Linked DNA regions of Homo sapiens: region 2 is linked to region 1. Evidence: chromatin contacts called from ENCODE Hi-C or POLR2A ChIA-PET data. All regions are on one chromosome and are shown on one strand. Each heading gives the region's core, a stretch centred on a gene start or an enhancer-like site at or near the end of the contact. The rest is flanking DNA. Distances are from core to core; before and after follow the strand shown. Region 1 overlaps DUSP10 (dual specificity phosphatase 10). Region 2 overlaps LINC02257 (long intergenic non-protein coding RNA 2257).

Region 1 (4,063 bases), core at 981-3,480:
CACCACAGGAGCATGTCTTGCACCCTTCATAGCTCACCTCACCCAGAGGGACAAGTTTGCTCCCAATACAGCAGAGTGGTTACAAGCAGGAACATTGGAAGAGACAGGTTATCTTGATTATAATCTGGGTACCATCATTTCCTGACACTATTACTTAAGTTCATTTATCTCTGTGCTTCAGTTCCACCATCTGTAAACTGAGGGTGATGGTGTCTCCCTTTGAGTGCAATTGTGAGCCTGAGATAAATGAATACGTGTAAAATACTTAGCACATCTCCTGGCACACAGTAGAACTCAGCAGGCATTCACTATTTTAATTTATATTATTTATATGATTGCCCACAGGTGAAATCAGCAGAGAAGTACTTGGAAAAGACAAGCCAGGGTGGGGTGTGAAGGACTGCTCTTATAATCTTTTTTGATATTCTCCACGTAGGGCCCTGACATTTATCAACCCTGACTTTCAGTAGAACAGAATGTGAGAGCAGCGCGGTTGCTTACTCCTCGACTTTCCAAGGCTTGTGGGCACATAAACCCATCAAGAAACCTCTTTTGGATGTGTGAATGCATGCTTTTGAGCTTACGGCTCTGCTCTGCCTCCCACGAGTTATGGGTCTAGTATAAAAAGCTTATAAACTGTGCTTATTTCTCCATTTTTAAAATGCAAACCTTCCCCTGAACAAGTGCAATCTCACTTTTGGGAATGGATCTTAGGGAAATCATCTAACCAAAGATAGTTAGCTAGATATATGGAGATGTTCACTACAATGTTATCTGTTTTATATATATTTTAAAAAGGCCAAGTAAAACACAAAAATAAAAGAAAAAAAGTTATTACATTCATTCCACGGAGTATTATGTAGCCTTTAAAAGAGTAGTTGCAAAAAGGATGTGAAAATAAATAAAACATTTTGGTTTAATATTAAATTTTTTAAAAGCTAAGTAAAAAACATTGACCAAAAGCTGAAGAACTGTACAAAAAACGAACAATTGTTTAAATTAGGGAATTTACGGATCATAGTTTATTGTTTAAATTTTCTGCTAATATTTTTACACACAATGGCATGCACAGATAAACCCAAAGGATTATTACAAAGCTCAAATTATAATAATATACATGTAAGTGCTATAAAATCTGGATTGACATTATTAGTGCCAACTGAGCTCTAACCCTACTCAAACAGAACTAGATACACTCTGGCTTTCCCTTTGAAAAGAGGGGGAAGTGGAAAAGTCCTATTAGCTGAAAGCCACCAGAACACAACATCTACCCTCAAAGACAGATGGCTTGTGGCTGTCTTGATAGTTCCAGGAGATAAGGCAGAAAACCCAAAGCATGAACAAGAGACGGTTATGTTGCAATAAGGACAGGAAGTCTATCTGTCCACTAGCCTCTGAGCCTGGCATATGTTCTTCTCCATTTCAAGTCTCATCTTTGACAAACCACAGCGGGAAACTCCAGACCATAACCTAGACCGAGTCTCATGACTTTTCACAACCAATGGACCCGGAGCTGGCTGTGTAAAAGAGAGAAATCATATTTTCCTTAAGGTATGGTTATGATCCAAAGAAAACTCAAAGGGCAATATTATGTTCACTTTACTCATTGAAAGTAAGAAGTCAAAACCTACCCTAGCTTTTTGAAAAGAAAAACAAGAGCTATATACGAATTTCAGTTGATTTCTAGAATTAACCTCTGCCCTTACATATGATAGTTTATTCTGCTAGGCAATTATGACAATAAAGTTTGAACCTGAAGAGATAATTCTGAAGTAGAAGAAAGAAAATATGGAAAATAACTTCACCAGTGAAGACTTAAAAAATAAATAAGATAAAAACTACCCATTGTCATCATCACAGCCTCCACAAAAGGGATTCTGAAGAGTTAAAATCTGCTCAGCTTCGCCTCCACAAAAACCCAAATTCCACACAGATTCTGTGATGGGAACCTAATTCACTTTTTTCTTCAAAAAAGGCAGTTGTTACATTTTTCCATATAAGATGAGAGGGAAGAACAATAAAACAAATTCAAAAGAAGGCTCTAAAAGCAGGGGAAAAACCTCTCTGTTCTTATTTAGGGTACTCAAGCTGTAATTTGTCTTAAAAGCAGCTAGTTTAAAAAAAAAAAAAAAAACCAACACATGCTAGAAAACCCCACACACAGAAAAAAGCAGCGTCCAGCTTTTTAAAATTCTGCCTCTACACCTCCTTTCTCAATGACATCAGCTGGAGGCTCCCCACCTGCCCAGTTGCCATAGCAGTTACACAAAGACATACAATGACATCAGTTGGCATGATATCAGCTCTTTGAGTGCAAACAATACAAGAAGAACTACTTTGTTTAAGGCCTTTGGTGCAACTGTGTTCTGGGGAGCCAATGATGTAATGCTAACAGGTGGCATGGGCCTTCCATTTGCCTAATGGGGGGAAAAAAACCCGTGGCGGAGTGGGGGGAGGAGGGAATTTGAGACAGACACACAGAATGCTCCAAATCACAGAGCATGCTTATGTGCAAAAGTATGGGTGCATTGTATGTTTAAGCCATGTAGGAACTCTGTTCTTATAATATTTGGAGGTGGGAGGGGTGGGGGTGGAGAGAAAAGGAGATATTACAATTTAAACATATAAGGTAAACAAGGAAATTCTCCTTGAGGGGTCTGAAGAAATAGTCTCCTGTTCAACTGCCACTCTGCTAATCAACTTGGGCATCAGTTTTCCATAAGGCTTATGCACAGCTCTGTACTGCAGTTAAAAACTCTCTCTGTGGACGGTGCTTAAAGTAAAAAACAACGAGTGGAAGCTCACAGTGGTGGCTTTTTCCAGAGAAGTCTGCAGGAAGGATTGTTTTCTTCTCTTGGGGAAGGGTTGAAATTGAAATCTGGAGGGGAGGGGGAAGAGTAAAGCTAATCTGGTTTTTCTTTTCCAGTTACTTTCCTCCGACCCTACCCCATCAAGTATCACCAGAGGCCAAAGTGACTGATCACTTAATGAGGAACCCTGATGATGTTATGTTTATTACTATTTAAGAATATTAGAACATGATAATTAACAAACAAAGCAGGAGCAGTGTAGCATGGAGGTTAAGAGCAAAGGTCAGAGACAAACCACACCTAGCTGCAGTTATGATTCTGCCTCCTAGCAGCTGTGAGACCCTGTGCAAGTCAGGTTCCCTCATTAAGCCTCAGTTTACCAATCTATTAAGTGGATGTAATATCATCTACCCATCAGGGTCATAGTTCAGGAAGCCTATGTAAAGGTTTTGATACACGACCAGGTATTCGATAAATAATGTCTTATTACCCCCAATATCATCACCTTTGTTCTAAATTCCAACAGATCTATGCACACGCATAGTCCATGAGAGCCCTAAGTGCAGTGCAGTGATTCAGAGAAGGAGTATTGAGGCTGGACTTCTTGGGTTTGAATCCCCAGCACAGCCAAACACTAGCTATGAGACCCTGGGCAGGTTTCTCACCTGTCTGTTCCTCAGTTTCCCTGTATACAAAACAGGGATAACAATAGTACCTACCTCACTGTACTGTTGTAATGATTAAAGTGGTTAATAAAGTACCTTAAAACAATGTCCAGCACATTGTAAGTGCTTTTTCTTTTCATCACTTTGGGAAACTACCATTTTAAAGATCTAAAAAAAAAAAAATCTGCTTAATATAAAGACTCTATATAAGTAAACTAATGTTCCTGAGTTTTTACTTTTAAAATTTTATTTAACAAAAAAGAATTAGGAACCAAGGTATCCGAGCAGTTTTAAAGTTTGCAAAACATACTTTTAACATAAAGAAAGCAACAGCTCCCTATTTTTCCTAAACAAATATATCTGATTTCACTTTGTTGGTCCTAGCTTTCCTAACAAACACTGTCTTTGCATTTCTGGTTTTTCCACAGAATTGGATTTTGAAAATAAAACTGTTCTTCCCTCCTTCTTCCTTTCCTCTAATTTCTACCAAGGTGGCTAACTTCCTTATGTGCACAAGAGCCTGCAGTTATTAGTGCGAACATATTGTAGCCATGAGCAACAATGCTGGGGTAGGGTGAGGCAAGGCGG
Region 2 (3,781 bases), core at 111-2,610, 250 kb after region 1:
CCAGAATCTACAAATAACTTAAACAAATTTTACCAGAAAAAAAAAAACAACCCCATCAGAAAGTGGGCAAAGGATATGAGCAGACACTTCTCAAAAGAAGACATTTATGCAGCCAACAGACACATGAAAAAATGCTCATCATCACTGGTCATCAAAGAAATGCAAATCAAAACCACAATGAGATACCATCTCACACCAGTTAGAATGGCGATCATTAAAAAATCAGGAAACAACAGATGGTGGAGAGGATGTGAAGAAATAGGAACGCTTTTACACTGTTGGTGGGAGGTAAACTAGTTCAACCATTGTGGAAGACAGTGTGACAATTCCTGAAGGATCTAGAACTAGAAATAACATTTGACCCAGCAATCCCATTACTGGGGATATGCACAAAGTATTATAAATCATGCTACTGTAAAGATACATACACACACATGTTTATTGAAGAACTATTCACAATAGCAAAGACTTGGAACCAACCCAAATGTCCATCAATGATAGACTGGATTAAGAAAATGTGGCACATATACACACCATGGAATACTATGCAGCCATAAAAAAGGATGAGTTCATGTCCTTTGCAAGGACATGGATGAAGCTGGAAATCATCATTCTCAGCAAACTATCACAAGGACAGAAAACCAAACACCGCATGTCCTCACTCATAGGTGGGAATTGAACAATGAGAACTTGGACCCGGGGTGCAGCAAACCAACATGGCACAGCAAACCAACATGGCGCATGTACACCTATGTAACAAACGTGCACATTGTGCACATGTACCCTAGAACTTAAAGTATAATATATATATAAAAAAAAGAAAAAAACTTTGTTCCTCCCCTGGCCTAAAAACTTATCACCACCTACATTAAAGCTAATATGCCTGATTACTATTTTTAGCGAACTTATTTTATTAGGGCAGTTCCAGTCTCAAAAATATGCTAACTGGCACCTTGGTAGCCACATAAAAATGTGCTCTAGACCCAAAACTTACTGGACTAACTCATTATAAAATTAAATTTTCTTTAAGGTGTCCACAAGCAGTCCCTGGTCATGCCTGAAGCAGCCCTGAGAAACATCGCCTCTACCCCCCTCCAAAAAAACCCAGAAGGAACTTATATTATTTATCTTTCCTTATGACTTTTTATTTTATAAATACAAGACAAGAATGTCAACCCTTTGAGCCGGAGTTAAGCCACTGTAACCCCTGTGACCTACACATATACATCCAGATGGCCTGCAGGAGCCAAGAAGTCTGGAGCAGCCAAAAAACCACAAAAGAAGTGAAACAGCCAGTTTCTGCCTTTGCTGATTAACCAACCCTACAACATTCCACCATTATGACTTGTTCCTGCTCTACCCTAACTGATGAATTGACGTTATGACATTCTTCTCCTGGACAATGGGTTTCATGATCTCCCCACCATGCACCTTGTGACCCCCTCCCCTGCTGACTAGAGATAACCACCTTCAACTGTAACTTTCCACTGCCTACCCAAGTCCTATAAAGCTGTCCCTCTGGTATCTCCCTTTGCTGACTCTCTTTTCAGACTCAGCCCATTTACACTCAAGTGGATAAACAGCCTTGTTGCTCACACAAAGCGTGTTTTAGGTGGTCTTCTATACAGACATGTGTGACATTTACTATCAGGCTCAAATATAATTTGTCATTTTATAAATTTAAGGAACCAAAAATAAACTTCTGTTAACAATTAACGTTTCAGTATTTAACCTTATTTTGGAAATGACTCAGACATTTAATGAATATTTACTACTTAATTCAATATAACATACATTTAAGATTTCATTTATCCACAAAAGGGATTCTTAAGACGATTTTTAAAGGGAGAAGTTTTATAAAACATGACCTTTTTTTTTTTTAATCTGAGATGGGGTCTTGCTATGTTACCCAGGCTGGAGTTCAATGGGGTGATCACAGCTCACTGCAGCCTCAAACTCCCAGGCCTAAGTGATCTCCCATCTCAGCCTCTCAAGTAACTAGGACCACAGATGTTCACCACCATGCCCAAATAATTTTTAATTTTTTTGTAGAGAATGGTCTCACTATGTTGCCCAGGCTGGTCTCAAACTCCTGGGCTCAAGCAATCTTCCTGCTATGGTCTCCCAAAGTGCAATCACACCCCGCCCATAATCATTGAAAAAGCTTATATGTAAACTTTTACCTCATTCACATTCATCTAATTTACTCATCTTTAAAACTTATGTTTGAACTGTTTATAAAAATTGTAGGAGACATTGAAGAAAACTAGCCATCATCTCAAGTTATTTCCCTTTTAACTATTTTTACAGTGTGCAAATGTTAGGCAGTAGCCACCTAAGCAAGTACCCTAAAGTTAAATACATGGCTATTTTATTGATCAGAAGACACAGCTGTTTTTGTTAAAGCAAAAATATTAAACTAGTCAGATTTACCCAAGTCACATGCACTAAAAGGCATCTGAGTTAATTTCTACTTTTCTGATAAAATATTTTAAAGTGCTTACTTTTTCCTTTAAGCTATTAATTACAGCTCGTTAATATATTTTCAGAGAGAAATATCACATACACATAACCCATATGAACATATAGACACACAGACAGAAGCAGGTCTTATAGCTTTTATAAGATTATTTATTTCTCAATGTTAAAATAGTTTCTCTCTCCATTTTATACCATAAATCTCCCAATCATCTGTTTCATTGCCCTAAATAATAATTAGGCAACCCTAAATTTGCACTTTCGAAGACACGACTCTTAGGTAAAACAAAGTAGAAAATTTATATCTCAAAGGCACAGAACTTAGATCTCAACACCATTACTTCCCCAGACAAAGAACAGCATAGATATAGGTCCAGTTGAGACAAAATGGCCAGGAAAAGCACCTTAAAGGTAAGGTTTATTATGTAAACTTTATACCCATGTCTTCACCATTGTAAAGTTTTTAGGGGTTTAGGTGAATAGAGGGACAGGCCCTTACAAATGGAGGTTTTCATTATAGAGATAAATATCTTTTACAAAAAGTTTCAAAATAGCCAGTCAAATGTCAAAAGTTGAATTTTTTGGACCATATAGTTGATAGGTAGTCTTTTGAATTTATCTTACTTGTTAGTTAGATTACTGACTTCAGGATGAAGCCCTGTAACTAACATGGCAAAAAGGCATTTTCTATGCCTGGATTCAAGAATAGAACTTGATTTCATATTCCCTACAATATAAATTTTCTTCTTTATCCAAAGGAGTGGTTGTCCTATAATAGTGGGGTTGAAAATGGAAATAGTGGCTCTGGTGTCTACCTAGATTGGATAACAACCGGTAGAAGGTTAGAGCAGCTCCCTCTAAGGCCCATCAATCCTGATAGTTAACATGGAAATTATCAGGGAGTGAAAAGGCTGTTTTTAGGGACTTTCCTTGAAATTTTGGGAGTAGCCTCTTTTCCAATGTCCTGGTTGTTTGCACCAATAGCAACTGCTGTTTTAGGGGTTGCTTGTTGAAGAAGTGCTCTGGGGTAGACCCAAAGGCCATTCTAGGTTGTTGGTTGGCGTGGAGCTGAAACACATTGGAAATGGCTTTCAAATGCTCAATTGTGATTTTTCAGGTTTTGTTAGGCCTATACATGGACCAGGTAGGAGCTTGTCCAGTAATACCATTCTGCCTCTTTTATCCATTTCTGGGCTTCACCAGTTTTCACTAGTATGTGAATTAATTGGTAAAGATCAAATATCTTGAGGTCATAAATTTCAATTAAGACCTTGAATTCTTCAGAAACCTTTTGAAGGCCTTC

The links. Hi-C counts contacts between places; a loop is a spot of excess contacts on that map. ChIA-PET counts read pairs that join two places held with the same protein, here RNA polymerase II (POLR2A). Pooled maps may share reads with other maps.
Region 2: a loop to region 1 is called in a map with no recorded cell type, with 5 times the contacts of the local background. The contact joins two enhancer-like sites. A Hi-C loop is called at or near these places in 1 of 168 maps with a recorded cell type or tissue (natural killer cell), 2 of 37 single-sample maps with no recorded cell type and 6 of 50 pooled maps. POLR2A ChIA-PET finds 5 or more read pairs at or near these places in 4 of 52 experiments (PC-3, activated CD4-positive, alpha-beta T cell, activated CD8-positive, alpha-beta T cell and 1 more).

Annotation. Positions count from the first base shown.
Region 1 is chr1:221,706,886-221,710,948 of GRCh38, forward strand. The region is part of intron 2 of DUSP10 (dual specificity phosphatase 10); the gene reads right to left. Among named protein-coding and RNA genes, the nearest start is that of DUSP10, 33 kb to the right of the region's middle. RefSeq lists an enhancer at 1,124-1,233. Within about 2 kb of position 2,231, at least 16 of the 41 ENCODE cell types and tissues checked have a DNase peak (open chromatin) inside an H3K27ac peak, as active enhancers do.
Region 2 is chr1:221,956,996-221,960,776 of GRCh38, forward strand. The region is part of intron 1 of LINC02257 (long intergenic non-protein coding RNA 2257); the gene reads right to left. Among named protein-coding and RNA genes, the nearest start is that of LINC02474, 7.5 kb to the right of the region's middle. Within about 2 kb of position 1,361, at least 4 of the 41 ENCODE cell types and tissues checked have a DNase peak (open chromatin) inside an H3K27ac peak, as active enhancers do.